Linked DNA regions of Mus musculus: region 2 is linked to region 1. The links are chromatin loops, found by intact Hi-C in ENCODE. Cell type or tissue: gastrocnemius. All regions are shown on one strand. Links, peaks and the distances in the headings refer to the core of each region. The heading gives the core; the rest is flanking DNA.

Region 1 (8,331 bases), core at 109-8,108:
TTAAAACATTTGTAATCACAGGAGAAATACAACAAAACAATAGCTGGGCCATATAATTTTATATAAAGCATAAACCAAATAATACCAAGGAGAAACCCACAGGAGCTTCTCGGGAGCGATGTGAAGCAGACTGTTGGTGGTTTGAGCATCCCATGTTCTGTACTCACACTTAGCGCTGAAGGCCAAGCGCAGAAGACATACAAGCGCCACTGCTGTTGGCGCGGAACCCTCGCAAAGCCCTCAACTTTACTACCATGTGAGCTAGTTTTATGTCAACTTCACACAGGTTAGAGTCATTGTGGAGGAGGGAACTTCAATTGAGAAAAATTTTTCCCACCAGATTGGCCTGTGGGCAAGCCTGTGGTGTGTTTTCATGGTGGATGATTGATGTGGAGGGCCCAGCTCACTGTGAGCAGTGCCACCATTGAGCTGGGTGGTCTTGGGTGTTATAAGAAGGCAGGCTGAGCAAGCCATGAGGAAAAAACAGCAAGTAGCACTGCAGCTATGGCTTCTGCATCAGCTTCTGCCTCCAGGTCCCTGCCCTAGTTGAGTTCCTGCCCTAGGGTGCCTCTGTGATATGATGTCACCCAGAAGAACAAGATGAAACAAACCGTTTCCTCTCCGTCTTGCCTTTGGTTGTGGTGTTTTGTTTGTTTGCTTGCTTTTGTTTTATCGCAGCGATAGAAATCCTAAGCCAACTTCTACCTATAGTTTTGTTTGCTTTCTATAGTAGATCCTCCAATTTAGCTTGGGGCCACTCAAATACGTTCATGCTATTTAAGGGACCACTGCTTGAGACTTTCACCAACCCCCAGAGGAAACGGTGCTGATATCTGATGACAGCAGGGCTTGAGGGTCAGAAGACACATACCAAGTCTGAGCCAATTAGGAAGTGACTGACTCTCAGGGATGAAAGTTCTAGGAGGACCCTGAGCAGCAGGTGTTGCTGATACAGGACTCCTGGATACCTGATATTCTGTTCCATCACCAGTCTATAGCTGCTCCAACTGGAAATTCAAAGTTATCTCTCAGACCTTGCCATACCAGCAACAGGACACCCACCACTGGGCACTGACAATGTGGTGAGTCTTCCCAGGGACACCTGATTTTGATGATCCAATAAGAAATGTCTCATCTCCGAGTCATCCTTTCGGATTGATTGATTACATACAGAAATGATACTATTTGTATCCCTTCAAGCCACTGTGCTGGTTCCCCGTGTCGGACTCTGTTTGAGCAGCAGTGGGAACTGGTGCTGATGAGGCTATCTGTGTCCATGAGGTCACCTAAGTTGATGATGCAGGTCTGGGTTCAAAGGGCAAGGTGACTGAGCAGGACCTGCAGGCTGTCTCAGCCACCCACAGGATGACATAGGAAACGTCTTTGGCTTCCACGTCAGAATAGGCAAGAACTCAAATGTGTTCCTGGTCTGATACATTTGTTTCAAATTACAGTGGTTAAAAAAGAAGTCTCGGAGGCGATGGCCTGTTCATGGTAGCTTACCACTGCAAACATTTTTGCTAAAACAGTCACTTCAAGAAAAAAAAAAAAAAACTACAGTAGTAAAGATGACTCTGGTAACTGCACACGAGCCTGATTCTCCCTTATCCTGTCTGTAGACAGGCCCTGTCATCACGGGCCACTATTTGCAAGACATTATGTCAAGCGCCTCTCATTGGCCATCATGTGCAAATGGTTTGCTTCTTGTTAAAATCCAATCCTGGTTTGGGTTTCTCTCGGCAAAGCTCTTGATGAGGACAGGCTGCGTCTGTTTTGAGTCTGTTTTGTGTCTGGTTTGTGTCAGCTGCATCCCTTACTAAAATCAGCTCCTTCTGTGTCCCAGTGAGCCTGAATGTCTGCCATGGTCTTTTGTGGCCTGGTCACATGAGATGGCTGAGCATGCTGGCCAGCAGTGTCAGTGAGCAAGTCCCATGTCCAGCCCAGGGAACCAGAGGCCAGATGCCATTCTTAGCAAGACGCAGCTACCACAGGGCCATCCCTGTGGTAGCGGGAGGTGGCATCGGCTCTCTGCCTCTAGGATCTTCGGCTCCTTTGAAGTACCAGTCTGAGACGGAGTGAAAAGGATTTGCATCAAATGCGATCTAAGGGCATGTCACTCCTCGGGTCTCTAGTCTGTGCGGCTCTGTGGCTGTTAAATTCAGACAGGCCTTATCAACGATAAAAGGCTGGTCTGGGGGTGGGATTAGTAATCAGGCACGCTCAACTCTTCAGGAGAGCCTAGGCTTTTATTCCTGGGAGTCTCCCTCTTTTTATAAATGCTTAAGGAGAGCGCATGAACTTCCCAGTGCAGCTGGCTTCCAGATGATCCAGGGAAGCAGACAGCACCACTGGGAAGTGACAGTGTGGGCCTCCTTGGGACTAATGTGGTGAGCACCTTCATGATGAGGGACAGTGGGATGGAAGCTCATGGAGTAGAGAGTCTGCTGGCAAGGGAGGTATGTAAGCAAGGCTGATACCCTGGGGATCCCGTGGGCAGGACTGCAGATAGGGTTGCATGTGAGCTGAGCAGTCAGCAAAGTCACTCAGCCCTTCTGCTTTAGGTCGGGTGACCTGTCTCACGGATGCCTAACTGGTGGGCAGCCTTCTCAGGGGTCAAGAATGAAAGGCAACGTCGTTTAAAGAAAAGCCTGGGTGCCAAGACCCATCTATACATCTTACCATTTGTTTCTCTGCCACTGCCCTGCTCAGTATTGCAAGCAGATGGTGCAAACACCTAGCCAGGAAGCTGCACCTCTGTGTCCCAACCTAGGGCAGTTTCACATCAGCGTGACTGCTTGGCTGCAAGTCTTTTGAAAGTGGCTTCAGAGCTAAGTGTCCCCACTTTATTTTTTCATTAATTTATTTATTTATTCACTTTACGTCCCAATATCCGCACCCCCTTCTCCCAGTCCCTTCTCACACAGCTCCTCCCCCATCCTCTCCTAAGAATGGGGAAATCAGAATGGGGAGATCCCCTGGGTATCGCTCCACCCTGGCACATCAAGTCACTGCAAGGCTAGGCACATCCTCTCCCACCATGGCCAGAAAAGCAGCCCAGTTATGAGAATGGGATCCACAGACAGGCAACAGATTTAGTGGCCCTAGGGGGGGACCTTCATGAAGAAGGCTAAGCTGCACATTGGCTACATATGTGCGGGGACCTGGTCCAGCTGATGCTTGCTCTTTGGTTGGTGGTTCAGTCTCTGGGAGCCCCCAGGGTCCAGGTTAGTTGACTCTGCTGGTCTTCCTGTGGCGTCCCTTCTCAACATTTGTGATGGTCTCTTCTCTCTCTAAGCTCTTCTTGTTTTGTTTTGTTGGCAAGTTTTTTTGGTTTGCCAGGGTGTGGTTTTATTTTGTTTTGGTTTCTTTGAAACAGATCAAAGCATTTGGAAAGGGGTTTTCCAGCGGTCACTGTTGTAATCACCTGGGTCTCTGTGTGTTATGCATTCCCCTGTGACTCTTAGGGAGCCAGACGCCCAAGGCATATGGGTACACACACACACACACACACACACACACACACACACACACACACCAGACAGGACCAGCCTCTGGCTCTAAATCCAAGCATACTGGTCCCATCCCTGGGACCCTCGCAATAGCAACAGTGCTCTCCTGACAGTCAAAGCTGAGACAGTGCCCTAGTGGAGCATTCCTGGGCTAATAAGAACCCCACAGTCTCCTTGTGGGTGTCGGTGGTGAGCTCTGTGTCCACCCAGTATCAGACTTGTCCTCCAGGAAGATTCAAATCAAGTCCTCTGCCACTCACCAGCCAAGCTGCCCCAGGAAGCGGCTTCGTAGTGTCATAAAGGGCAGCTAGAGATACACAGAAGTTGCAGATAAACAAAGAATTCATTGACAGATCTCTTTCAGGGAATCACAAGCTGCGTTTCCGAATGATAAGGCTTTTAGCTCTGAGCCTGGAGAACCAGAGGCTCAGGATTCTAAGCTTTCAGAGCCAGGTCGGGTTGCTGGCTGCAAGGACTCAAGGCTGAGAATCGCTGCCTAGGGCTTAGAACACCACCAGCCAGATCCGGTTACAGCTCTGGAGGTTTGGATAAGGACCCTCAGCGCTCAGACGCTCAGACGTCTCTCGTGAGCTCTTCTGGACTGCTGGAGCCGCAGCCTGCGGGCTCACCTCCTGTCTCTGGTTCTTACAGGCTCGTGTGCTCTGCAGTTTCAGTTTCCGCACTGTCTCTCGCCTTCTCTATACTGCCCACTGCCTGTAGTGATCTCTGGATCTCTCTATCTGCCTTCTGGTGTTATGGTTCAGAGCTTCTTGTATCAGGTCCTGGTGACTCTGTAACTATTCAGCGGTCACTGCTAGAAGCCCCAGGTCTCTGTCTGCTTTTTTTGCACAAACAGCCCAGCCCACTCTACCCATAGTAAAGAGCAAAAATAGCTAAAAGTTCAAGTGATACCTCAAATGAGACCTAACCTTTGCAATACCAGGGGTCAATACCCAGGAGAGAAGCCTGATTGTATAGCAGAAGAGGGACTGAAAACATGTGCCCAGAGTATAATTCCACAAGCCACAGCCTTGCATCCATATAGCACTGGACTCTGCCAGTCGTAACTATTACGCTGTACCCTCCATAGACTTTTTGCTGAGTCACTGGGGAGGTGATCTTCCTCCTGCCCTGGGTAGCTTCAGGGCAAACAAGCTCACCTAAAGTTCTCCAAGGCTTGTGACAACTCTGAGTGGGGTTGTCAGCAGCATCACAGCTGGAGAAAATTTGTCCCTGAAGGAGAAGCATGTGACTCTGGCAGCACTGTGGCTGCAGAGGTCCTAGCAGCTGAAGTACAGTTTCTCAAGCCATTGAAAGTATTTAGGGTGCCATGACAGCCCGGTGACAGCTCCCTGCTCAAGGCAGTCAGGCACAAATGAGGGGTCTGGCAGACATCAATCAATGGGTCAAATCATCAGACAGCCCAACAGCTTAGTTTATTTGAAGGAAAAAAATAACCATTAAAGGCTGCTTACAATAAGATAAGAACATTCTTAACAAGATTTAACCGTGTTTTAACTTGGGGTTGGAGCAATAGCTCCATGGTAGAGCACTTGCCTATCAATACTGGGGCCCAGGGTTCAATCCCTGGCACAAGATACTCTCGAGAACTGGGTCTTTCTGACTCCATGCTTTCCAGCCTCAGTTTCCCCAATGTGGGTGGAACTGCAGACCTCCCCCATACACACAGCCTCTTAGGAACATTAAGAGACATCAGCGGAAGGACAGCATCCCTGGTCAGGAAGAGACAGGTGCTTGCTGGCAGCTGGGAGCTCCACACATTGAAGCTCCAGCCAGCTGTTCACTCTCATGCTTGGCAAGTGGACATTCCCACTTGTGTTCTTCTTTACAGAGGTCTGAACTATAGGCTACTGGACAAAACAAAACAAAACAAAAAACAAACAAAAAACCTACCTGTGAAAAGAAAGGGTCGTGAGGAGCCTCTAGCCTGGACTTCCACATATTCCTCTCTATGGTGCCAGGTTGATATATGTATCACCCCAGAAATGGACCAGCTTGTGTGAAATCTAAGTGGATAACACTTAAGACAGAGAGAAACGCACAAGAAAAAGTAGCCTCTCCCCACTCAACCACACCCTCCTCATTCCTCTCATCCTTGCTGTGTCTGGACTGGACTTCTTTCCTCAGATCAAAATGCAACATTTGCTCTAGAGCTGTGTGAGCCAAGCCTCTGCACCTGTCATTCCATGATGCCAGCCACCCCGTGAGCAGCAGCCCCAGAGGCCCAGTCCCCATCTGCAACGTGCACATAGGCTGCCCTCTCTGTAGTCAAGTGGTGCCATGAGCCATCCCATCTCTCCCGGAATCATGGACACAGCCTCCCATGCTGCAGTCAGTGATGGAAGGTCTTCTACATCTCCCAGGGCAACCAGACAACAAGAGCACCAGCCCCATCTTCCCAAGGTTTGCTCCTGTGTGTCATATAGGCACTCTGGGCCACTAAGTCTGCAGCTCACCTGCATGTCCTCCAACACTCATAAGAGTGACAAAATGGGCACAAATCTCCAAGATGGTTGGCATCCAAGCCTGAGGAGCTCCAAATTCAGCATCCCCAATGTCTGACTGAGTTGTCCTGGGACAGTGAGCCCATCCTCCGAGACCCCTGATGGGTCCATCAGTGTTCAGCCTGCATTCAGGCTAGGGGCCTGGGAGGCTAGAACTTTGCATGGTCACTTAGTAGTTAAAGGTAAGAAGGTCTGGAATCCCTGTGAGGGAGGTGGTGGCAAGCTTGACGGTAAGGTGGAAGAGAGATATCAGAAAGTTTGGTTGCAATGTGAAATGGCCCCCATGGGCTCCTGTGGTTGAACACTTGGTTCCTGGCTTTGGGTGCTATTTGGAGACGTTATGAAACCTTTAGGAGATGGTGGAACCCTGCTGGAGGAGGTTGCACCTTGGGAGTGGGCTTTGCTCTTTGACTGCATAGCTCCACTTCCTGCTCCTTCGCTGCTCTCTGACTGCTACACCATGTAAAGAACTGGTCTCACATGCTCTCTGTCATGCCTTCCCCACGATGGCCAACTCTAACTCTATGGAACTGTAAGTCAAATAAAGCTTTTCTTCCTTGTGTTGCCTGCTTTAATCCAAGTATTCTATCAAAGCAACAGAAGAGAAGCCAAGACAGTGTCTACAAACCTACTTTTGACATTCAGAGTTCCCTCTTGCCAGAGTGATGTTTGATTTGGAGAATTGACATGTGGTAGCAGATGTCATGGTCAGGATGAAGTAGCCTCCAGGCTCTCCTCTCTTCCCTTCATAGTCCTTAGGACCATTGCTGGGAGGTGGCCTCTGGCCATAATTCCTAAATGGGGCAGGCTTCCACCCTGCTCCTCGTATGAGAGGGATCTGGAGTCCTAACCAGGGTGGCTGACCCAGCCCTAAGAATGATGGATGAAGACATGGGAGAAGTGACCTCATCAGGTGCCTCGCAACACCCTGTGACTCCAGATTCAGGGCATCCACAGGCACGCATGTGTACATAGAATTTAAAATAATAAAATTTAATCTTTTTAAAAATTGTGACAGACTTTGAGAGACACTGTCTCAAGAAACAAGGTGCATGGTGCCTGCAGAATGACAAGGTTGACCTCTGACCTCCCATATGCACGCATACCATTGTAACTTTAATTTTTTTCAAACCCTTATTTTTAATGATGGTTCTTAAACGCTTTAACCTCCCTTGTAACCCACCACCCAGCAGAGGTAGTGGAAGAACAAGGATCTGGAAGGGAGATGGCAGGGGAAGTGGACCTGTTTAGAAAGGTTCTTTGGAGCAACTCTCATCTATGTTGTCTGGAAATCGGCAGTTCAGTTCAGTAGAGTTGGGTTAACAACAGTGGTAACAGGACCTAGCCCTAGCAGAGACAGCCAGGCCTCAGCCTCGGCTTGAGCCAGCAGGAGGGACCAACAGAAACACCAGGAGAAGTTCTTGGCTGTGCCTCTCTCAGGGAAGCGAAGATCAGGGAAGACGTGAGACCCAGAAGTGTTGCACAGCTAGTTGTACTAGCAAGCCAAGCTCTGTCTGTCACTCTGTGGAGTCCTATTTATACCCTCCAAACATCATGTGTCCTTCATATGTCTTGCCTCAGCATGTGCATCCAATCAGCCTGTGTCCCTGGAAGCAGCAAGAAACTGTAGCACACCATCAGAAGATTTTTGGTGCATTTCTCTCTATGGAGTCCCAACGAATGTAGCTCAACTACTCAATGTAAGGTGGACCAATACATGCGTGTCATTAGCAAAGAATCCTTCATCACGTGTCCTTTCATGTGCTTGCTTTAGCAGAACATCCTTTCTCCTGTGTCTGCCTCAGTGAAGCGTTCCTCCGTGTGTTTGCCTTAACTTTTCACCTGTGTCCACTTCAGGAAAACACTCCTTCATGTGTTTGTCCCAACAAAACACCATCCAACACAACTGTCTCTCCAAAGAACCTTAGGTTTCCACTTCATACCACCACTACAATGGTCACACAATGATGTACTCAAGAGATAGAGATAACAAGGAAGTTGACAGACTCCATGCAAGAGAAGGCCTAGGCATCCCCAGGAAATGTAAGACAGAAAACAAATCCAAGTGGAGAGACGGGAGACTGAGTGTCACATCTGTAATCAAAGTCACTGAGGGAACTGAGGCAGAAAAGCCAAGAGCCCATGAAAGAGTGATAGAGAAGACCTCACCACAAAGCAAGAGGAGAGACCACTGACAGTCAAAAGCACATGAATCACCGATAGGCAATAAACATAACCTTTGGGGTGTCAAGAGACTTGAAAGAGAACATTCTAGATGTCCTTGAAGAAGCAGAACC
Region 2 (8,331 bases), core at 58-8,057, 65 kb before region 1:
TGCTACAAAGGGCATGGATGGAGAAGTGACCCAAGCCCTTGGAGGAGCCCAGAAGATTGTGAGTTGGATCTCAGACATTGGGCAGTTGGAGTTTAATTTTTGTTTTTGATTGTGACTGTGCCTTGACATTTTTCCCTCTTGAAGGAAGAAAATATTTTAGTGGATTCCACAATTAAGAAACTTATAATTGTAAAAAGACTTTGGATTTTAAACGATATTGGATATTTTAAAAGGACTGAACTTTTAATATGTAAAGACTGTGGGACTTTTAAAGTTATTTAGATCTTGGGGATGAATAAAAACTAAGGGTTGAGGCTTACTAGTGATGTGTTTGTGTGTCAAGTTGACAGGGGTCAATTGTACTGGCTGGTTTTGTGTGTCAACTTGACACAGGTTGGGGTTATCACAGAGAAAGGAGCTTCAGTTGGGGAAGTGCCTCCATGAGATCCAGCTGTAAGGCATTTTCTCAATTGGTGATCAAGGTGGGAGGTCCCCTGTAGGTGGTGCCACCTCTGGGCTGGTAGTCTTGGTTCTATAAGACAGCAGGCTGAGCAAGCCAGGGGAAGCAAGCCAGTAAGGAACATCCCTCCATGGCCTCTGCATCAGCTCCTGCTTCCTGACCTGTTTGAGTTCCAGTCCTGACTTCCTTGGTGATGAACAGCAGTAAGAAAGTGTAAGCCGAATAAACCCTTTCCTCCCCAACTTGCTTCTTGGTCATGATGTTTGTGCAGGAATAGAAACCCTAACTAAGACATGGTCCATAACAGAGAGGTTTGATCCAAATAAGTGCCTTTCTCCACTACAATGCTTTTGGCCTGAGTGTTTAATCACAGCAACAGGAAGGAGACTAGAACAGTGGTCTTCTTAATTATTGAGATGCAAGGGAACTTTATAAATTCTGCGTGTTTCCTCCCATTCTGTGTGCTTTTCCTTGCACTGTACGTGTGTACCTGCCTGTGTGTGTATGAGCATAGTGGGTAGAGGTCAGAGACCAACAATGAATGTACTTGTCAATTGCTCTCCACCTTTTATTTTTTCTAAAGCCAGAACTTTGTTTTTTTTTTTTTTTTTTAAACCCAGAACTCACTGATTCAACAAGACTGGCTGGCTAGCATGTCTCAGGGATTCCATCTCCACCTCCCCAGTGCTGAGATTACAGGCATACACCACCATGCCTGGCTTTTTACAGATCCAAACTGGACCAGGACACCCAGATCCTCATGGTTGTGGGACAAGCCCTTTACCAATGAGCCAGCTCCCCCTGACCCCCAGCCCCCTTTGCCCCATTTTTAATGGTAATTTTTAACTTTGATAGATTCCTATTCATCTGTATGTTCCTTCGCTTGTGCCTTTTTATCTTTATATAAGAAGTTTACATTTCTATTGACTTGTAAACCCAAAGCCACCAAGGAGTGCTCCCATATCTTCTCAGACTATTAAATAGTCTTAGTTTGCCTGTTGAGCCTGGGATCTGCCTAAGTCATGTTCAGCGAAGGAACCCAGCCTCATTCTTTTGTATCCATTTCCAACCCTTGTTGAAACAACTGTATCTTTTAAAAGAGGGTTTTGTGTGTTTCTCAGATTCCAAAAGTAGCACACATCTTTGAATTGAAAATGTGCATTTTACAACACAAAGAAGACCACAGCACTCCCTCTCAGCAGGGGTCGTTTGTAATGACCAGCTCTGAACCTAAATCAACTCATTCCTTGTGCTGCTCTGCTAGTTTTGGAAACAGGATGCCTATCTATGGCCTTAAAAAAAGTAACTCCTTAAGTTCTGCCTATATGTTCCTGGGCATGGGGTCACCCCTTGGAGCATGGGAAAAACAGGGTTCACCTCCTCATCCCTGAGCACCTGTCAACTGCCACTAGTCCCCCCAGTCAGAGCTGGGGCTGGGAGACGATCTGAGTTCACTGACTTGATCTTGCGCTGGTAAGCCTAATTCTATGAGTCTAAAATATGAACGAAGAAGGGTGCTCCAGACCACATGGGTCATCAAATGAAAATTGTAATGCCAGTGTGTGTGTGTGTGTGTGTGTGTGTGTGTGTGTGTGTGTATACATGTGTACATGTAGTACCCATGGAGGCCAGAAGAGGTCATCAGAATATCAGAAGCTGGAGTTGTGAGTCGCCCAGCATGGATCCTGGGAATTGAAGCTCTGTAAAAGCAGCGCACATTCTTAACTGATGAGCCATCTCTCTAGCCTCTGTGTTCTTTTAAATATGATTTCTTCTAAGTTTCCTGTATGTTATATCTGACCCTTGCAGGGGTGGGGGAAGAGGGGAGGCACCATGCTTTGTGACCCAACTGGGCCCCTGCGCCACACAGGGCTTGGTGCTGAGGAAGCTATTTATCCACTAACACAGTGTTAGGGCATGCCATAAGACCGCTGAGCACCCAGAACTTCTCTGAACCAAGGTTTGAGGAACGATAAAATGGAGAAGTTGGACTAAATGACCGCCAAGTTTGCTCTTGAGCCAGGACCCAATTTAAATACCTCTGAGAAGCACTGAGCCCCTAATCTAAGCAGCCTTTCTTCGCCATTCCAGTTGTCTCTGGCAAATGTCCCTCTAAATAGCTGTTTCCACAAGAAAATAAACTCTGCTGGTGGTACAAACACATCTGCTGCCCTCATGGGGCTCAGCGCTGGGGCTGCGTTCTCCTGGGACACGCGGTGACATGCAGCTGTTGGAGGGGAAAGACATTTCCCAGCAGCTGGATCACGGGGAAGTATGAGACAGGCAGCAGAGCTGCAGCTTGTGGTGGTCACGAAACACATGGATAGGGCCCACTCCGCTGCCCTGAGGGAAGCTCGTGTGGTCATACGCATGCATGCTGTGTCTGCAGAGCTCATATGGCTACTTGCATGCCTGCCGTGGTGTCCTGGTCCCTCTGCTCACCTGACATGCTCCTCCAGCAAAGCTAGGTGTGGAGAAGGCAGATTCTCAAGACCCTAAGGAGAAGGTGGAACTTAGCTTGGTGAGATAAAGGACCAAGCCCCACATAGATGCTGTGGCTAGATATCCCAATGATTCCAGCCACCTCAATACACACACAGGCACATAGGCAAGCACATACGTACTCAGGCCAATGGGGAAGAGAGAGACTCTTTTCATTGTTTTCTTTTTGAATCTTACTATATTGCCCAAGCTGGTCCCAAATTCCCAAGCTGGTCCCAAATTCCTGGGCTCAAGTATTCTTACCTCAGCCTCCCAAAGAGCTGTGATGAGAGGCACGTGTCCCAGGCCTGTTCCAAGATCCACTTTTTTTTTTTTAACCTATTCTGCATCCTGTCAACAGTCCTGTCTCCCCACTCCCAGCCCCCATCTGCACCTCATTGAATGTCCTCTTGGCCCCAGGCCAGCAGACAGCAGCTCCCAGGAACGGATCAACTCATGTATACACAGAAACACCCAGACCTCTGTGACCCCTCTGGAGGCAAGCTTGTCCTCTCCCCAGGGTCTGTGTTCAGAAGTCAACACCGAAAGCATGACGTCATCAGGCCCCCATGCTCAGACCTGACCACTTACTTTTCTTGCTACCCAGTACCAGCTTCGACTGGTTCGTTCAGTCGAAGCTGGTACCCTGACCTCTGCCTCGCAGGCTTCTCCAGCCCATTTACAAACGTGCCAACTTGGCTCGAGGGCAATTCAGATCCGGTGTTGACGTGGCATCCTAAATGGGCTCAAAGTGCTGGCCCATGCTGGTCTGAAGTCCTTCTACCAAGAAGCATCAGGTCCTGTCGATCTGCTCAGACCTCCCCTGGACTGCACACCTTAGGGTCGTCACCCATGTCTCCCTCAGGGCCAGAGAGGTTAGTGTTCAGGAGCCTGGCTCCTGATCAGCTTACTGCTCTCTCTGCCCCCTCTCCAGACATGGACTTCTTGGTTTGAGGTCAAGGTCCTTTCCCTCCTGTTCTCTTCCCCTGGAGGGCCCTTCCCTCAGAGAGACTCATCATATAAGGCTTTAGCATCACTCCACAGGGACTTTCTCTGACCCCTGCCTCAGGATTGTGTCTGCAGACAGAGCAGACACAAAGGTCTCAGTGCACCTACCGGGAGGATCAAGTATCAGCGTGTTGGGTTAGAGCAGTGGTTCTCAACCTGTGAGTCATGACCCCTTGGTGGGGGTGGGGGTGGGGCGGGTCAAACAACCCTTCAACAGGGGTCACCCAAGACCATCGGAAAATATTTACGATATTTACTTTTTATGATTCATAATAGTAGCAAAATTACAGTTTTGAAAAAGCAACAGAAATAATTTCATGGTTGGGGGGTCACCACAACACGAGGAACTATATTAAATAAGGGTCACAGTATTAGGAAGAATCATTGGGCTAGAGAGGCAGCTATAAGATGCCAAGGTGGGCTAGTTCCACTCTAAGGTTTCAGACACATGTCACTTTGACCCATGTCCAGAGTCCAAAGCTTGTCCCATGGCCCTGCCTGAACAAAAGGTAGAGAATGCAGAATAGCTGACATGGTAATGTCACCTCTCCTTGCCCTGATGCCCTTCCTGCTGTGTCCCCATCCCCCCAGAAGCCTGTGTACAGCACTGGAGGAACACCAGCAACTAGGGATCAGTCCTGATTGCTCAGAGCCAGCAGGGACTGAGGCTGCATACAGCTGGCTACCTTCCTTCTCTCTCTGCTTGTCTCTGCCAGGCCTCCGTTTGCCCAGTCTGGCCTGTGCCCAGCTGAGGAGCACGTTCCAGCAGAGACAGTCCCACATCCACCCAGGGGCAGCCCCTTCTTCACCTGAATTTGCTACAACCTACAATCCAGTGGCCCAAGAGAAGTTCCTCCCTGTCAGAAGAGCTATGAACATTTCTTCCTGAGGCAGAGAACCAGACAGTACGTGCCAAGAGGAGCAGCATTGTTGGGGGTCCCTGAAGGCTGCTTAGAGGCTGGACTTCAATACTAGGTTGGGTAATACACAGGTATGGCTCACCCAACCACCCACTCAGACCAGAGTAGGGGGCTTCCTCCTCCTAGAACCTGCCTCTTACTATGGTTTGTGAGGAACATGCCCACTTACTCCATGGAGACTGAAGTCCCCTAGTATTCCTGGTGTTCAACTCATCTAGGTGAACTCATTTTTGGTGTGCAGGGAGGCTGGGATAACAAGCTTCTAGAACCTTTAAGCCATCCCTGTGTGTTTTTGATTTCTCATTGCTTTCTACAAGGGCAGATATGTGTTTGCAGAGTCTAAGGGAAGTCTTCTTGAGCTTGTGGGAAAAGATTCCAACCTGGCAGGTGCTATTTTGGAGAGGATAAAAGAGGAAGGGGCCAGGACTCTCTGGAAGCCTCCAGAAGCCAAGACCAACAAGCAGGGGAAGGCAGAGGAAAAACCCACCAAGATGACTACCCTGAGTGCCAAGACCTGTCCTGAGCAGCCCTGTCCCTCTGCACCAATGGTGTCCCAGTGTTTCTTGGGAAGCTAAGTGAGGCTTAATGTCACAAAAAGGGTCTGCTGTGCAGTACACAGTCTTTCTGGGACAACTCTTCCTGGAGCATGCCTGTTAGCCCCAGCTGCTTCCCCTTCTGTCTGTCCCTTCATGGGGTGGAGATGCTAATTTTTGGCACATGTCCCAGGTATGCCCTCTTAGTCTTAAGAAGCTGACGATCACCCAAGGTCCCCACAGGACAGCCCAACAGCCCTGCCTGAGTCTGTGGAACAAGGTCAAATCAACACAAGCAGCCCCTTCCATCACCCACCTCGTTTCCCCAAGAATGAGCCCATAGCTATAAGGAAGAGATGCATAGGCTCCAGGTCCCAAGGCCAGGGCTTAGCCCATCCTCTCCTTGGGGCTCCCCTCACCCCAGAATGGGCCTCCCGGGGTCCCCTCCTTAGCTAGATGATTCCAACTGTAAATGCTCCCTGCAGGAGGTAGAGGCTCCCAGAGACCAAGCACCTAGCCACATCTCCAGTGGAGTACGCCCCTGAACTTACTGGGAAAAGATGGCCTCCCATGTCTTTCCTCTTGAGGTCTCCTTCTCACCACATGTCAGTGCCCAAGATAACATCTACAGGAAAGGGTGTGGCATGCCCATCAGTGGTCACCACCCATCCCAGGTACCCTCGGGACAACCTGGCTCAGCCATCACAGCCCATAGCCCCACCTATTCTCCCAAGGGCCTAACCAGGGTGTGCAGGGCTAGATCTGGTTCTGTTTTCTCATCATAGCTGCATGGTAAGGACACTGTTCCTCTGCCCAAATCTCCAGGCTGGGGAGATAACTAAACCACAGCCTTGAGGGGACAGCTTGGCCTGAGTCTGTGATTCAGGTTAGACCTTCATTTTCTGTCTCTAGTGTCTCTCCCCATCTCAAGGCCCAGTGACTTCAAAGCCCACCCTACCGCTCTATTCCACCCCAAGAGAAATAAGGCTTGAGGATGGGGGTGTAATCCCGGGATATCCAGCCTTCTGTATAACCCCGGGAGAGCCAGCCTTCTGCTTCCTGCAGGCGAGGTGCTACGCTCTCGTGTTGGATGGTGGAGGAAGCTGGCAAGGCCTGGGCTGTGTTCCCACTAAGCTATGATTCACCATTCCTGGTGGGCAAGCCCCCGCCTCCAGGCTTACTGCTCCAGCTTCTCCCTAAGTCACAACCCAGTCCCTGTGGGAGGACACATGGTGACCAGGCCTGCGAAGCACTGTGGTTCCTCCATGACTCTTTAACTGTGAAACATTATGATTCACCCAGGATTTGGTATACTGTAAAATACTGTTATTCATTCAGGGCTTTGTACATTGTGAAGCGCTGAGTGACTGTGTTCAGCCATTCATTCATAACAGGCTGAGACAAACTGGGGAGCAGGGACCAGGATCATGGGGTCACAGCCATCCTGTGGACAGACAAGCCTTCCAGCACCACCTACATGAAAGCCAGTGGGAACACACCTGCTGCCAGAGGATGGAGTCCCTATAGCACAGGAGAGAGCCACCAGGTTCTCCCTGACCCCCTACAGAGGAGGGGTGCTGGCTGGGACTGAGGGTCTGAAGTGAACTAGAGTTCACTAGAGTTCACCATGGGCTGGCTAGCGATTGTCCCTGGACGACAGGGCACCAGCACTTTCTACATTATTGGTGGTAGAGCCCCTACCATATCTCCAGCTATCGCAATTATTTTAATTAAGAAGATAAGCAGCGGCTTGTGAAATATTTAATTATAGTTATCAGATGACAATACTCAGATGAGTCAAATGGCCAAGTGGGTGCTGGTTTACACATCCCCCATTCAGACACCTGAGAAATTAACATTAGCAAAAACATAGCTGGGCTGTGACTGGCGAGACAGTGGGAAGCCACATCTCCCAACCCTTCCCAGCACTGTAAGGAAGGCACCATCTAACCCTGAATGTCCCAAGCCTAGGCCAGCACTGCAGTAGCTACTGGTATAGTCGCTGGGTCCTGAGTTCGGAGAGTGCAGCACATAGTTGACCAAAGTCATTGAGCTTAAGAACCTTCGGTCCAAGCTCCTGTGTTGCTTTCCACCCAAAGTACGCGCGCAGGATGCAGCCAGCATGGCTCACATCTGGGAGCACACCCTGGGCAGGATCCAGGGTCACAGCTGGGATAATACACAGAACCTAGTGAGATGTGACCCTGACCTTCATGTCCTGAAAGAAGTACAAAATGGCAGCCACAAGGCTATGGAGTTAGGAGCAAGGAAGCCACAGTGCCTCAAAACAGAGAAGGTTTCCTCCACAGAGAAGGACCTAACTTTGAGAGATGTCGGCTAGGAACAGTCTGGGCCTATAGGAGCAGCGACAGCTCTTGGTTGCAGACTTGGAATGCAACCTGAGCAAATTGGCCAGGTTCAGTCTGTGGCCAGGCTCAGTCTGCCCTAAGCCTGTGGCTGTGTGACCTCACTGGGACCCTTTGCCTCCCCTCATTAGAATCATTTAGGTCTGAGATGCTTTTGCTTTGCTTTGCTTTGCTTTTTAAATTAACACAAGCCAGAGTCATCTGGTAAGAGGGACCTTCACTCGAGAAAATGTTGCCATTAGATTGGCTGTTGGCAAGTCTGTGGAGGCATGTTCTTGATTGATGGTTGATGTGAAACCGCCCAGCCCACTGTGGGCTACACCACTCCTGGGCAGGCAGTCCCAGGTTATATTGTTTTTAAAACAAGCAGACTGATCCATCAGCATTCCTTCAGTGTCCCTGTTCCCTTCTACAATGGACTGTAATATCAAAGTACAAGCCCAGTAAACCCCTTCCTTCTCTAGTTGCTTTTGATCAATGTTTTATTGCATCAACAGAGAAACAAACTGGTACACTATCACGTTGGGCTGCAGGTCTTTTCTTTACAGAATGCAGAGTGACCT

Evidence for each region. Peaks named below come from ENCODE experiments on the same cell type or tissue, not always from the same donor. Only the 100,000 strongest peaks of a DNase experiment are listed, where the experiment ranks them.
Region 2: a loop joins it to region 1, with 2.3 times the contacts of the local background. A loop is called at or near these places in 6 of 42 quality-filtered maps.

Annotation. Positions count from the first base shown.
Region 1 is chr1:92,770,836-92,779,166 of GRCm38, forward strand. No RefSeq gene overlaps it. Among named protein-coding and RNA genes, the nearest start is that of Gm36102, 23 kb to the left of the region's middle. In gastrocnemius, for the core only: a CTCF peak has its summit at 4,200; a DNase peak (open chromatin) is centred at 5,757; H3K4me3 peaks cover 1,192 bases; H3K27ac peaks cover 4,643 bases.
Region 2 is chr1:92,706,002-92,714,332 of GRCm38, forward strand. It overlaps Gm29483 (predicted gene 29483), which reads right to left. Exons shown (of 4, transcript NR_166120.1): 4 at 8,233-8,331. Among named protein-coding and RNA genes, the nearest start is that of Gm29483, 21 kb to the right of the region's middle. In gastrocnemius, for the core only: no CTCF peak of the experiment used is centred there; DNase peaks (open chromatin) are centred at 3,358, 4,664 and 5,650; H3K27ac peaks cover 2,230 bases.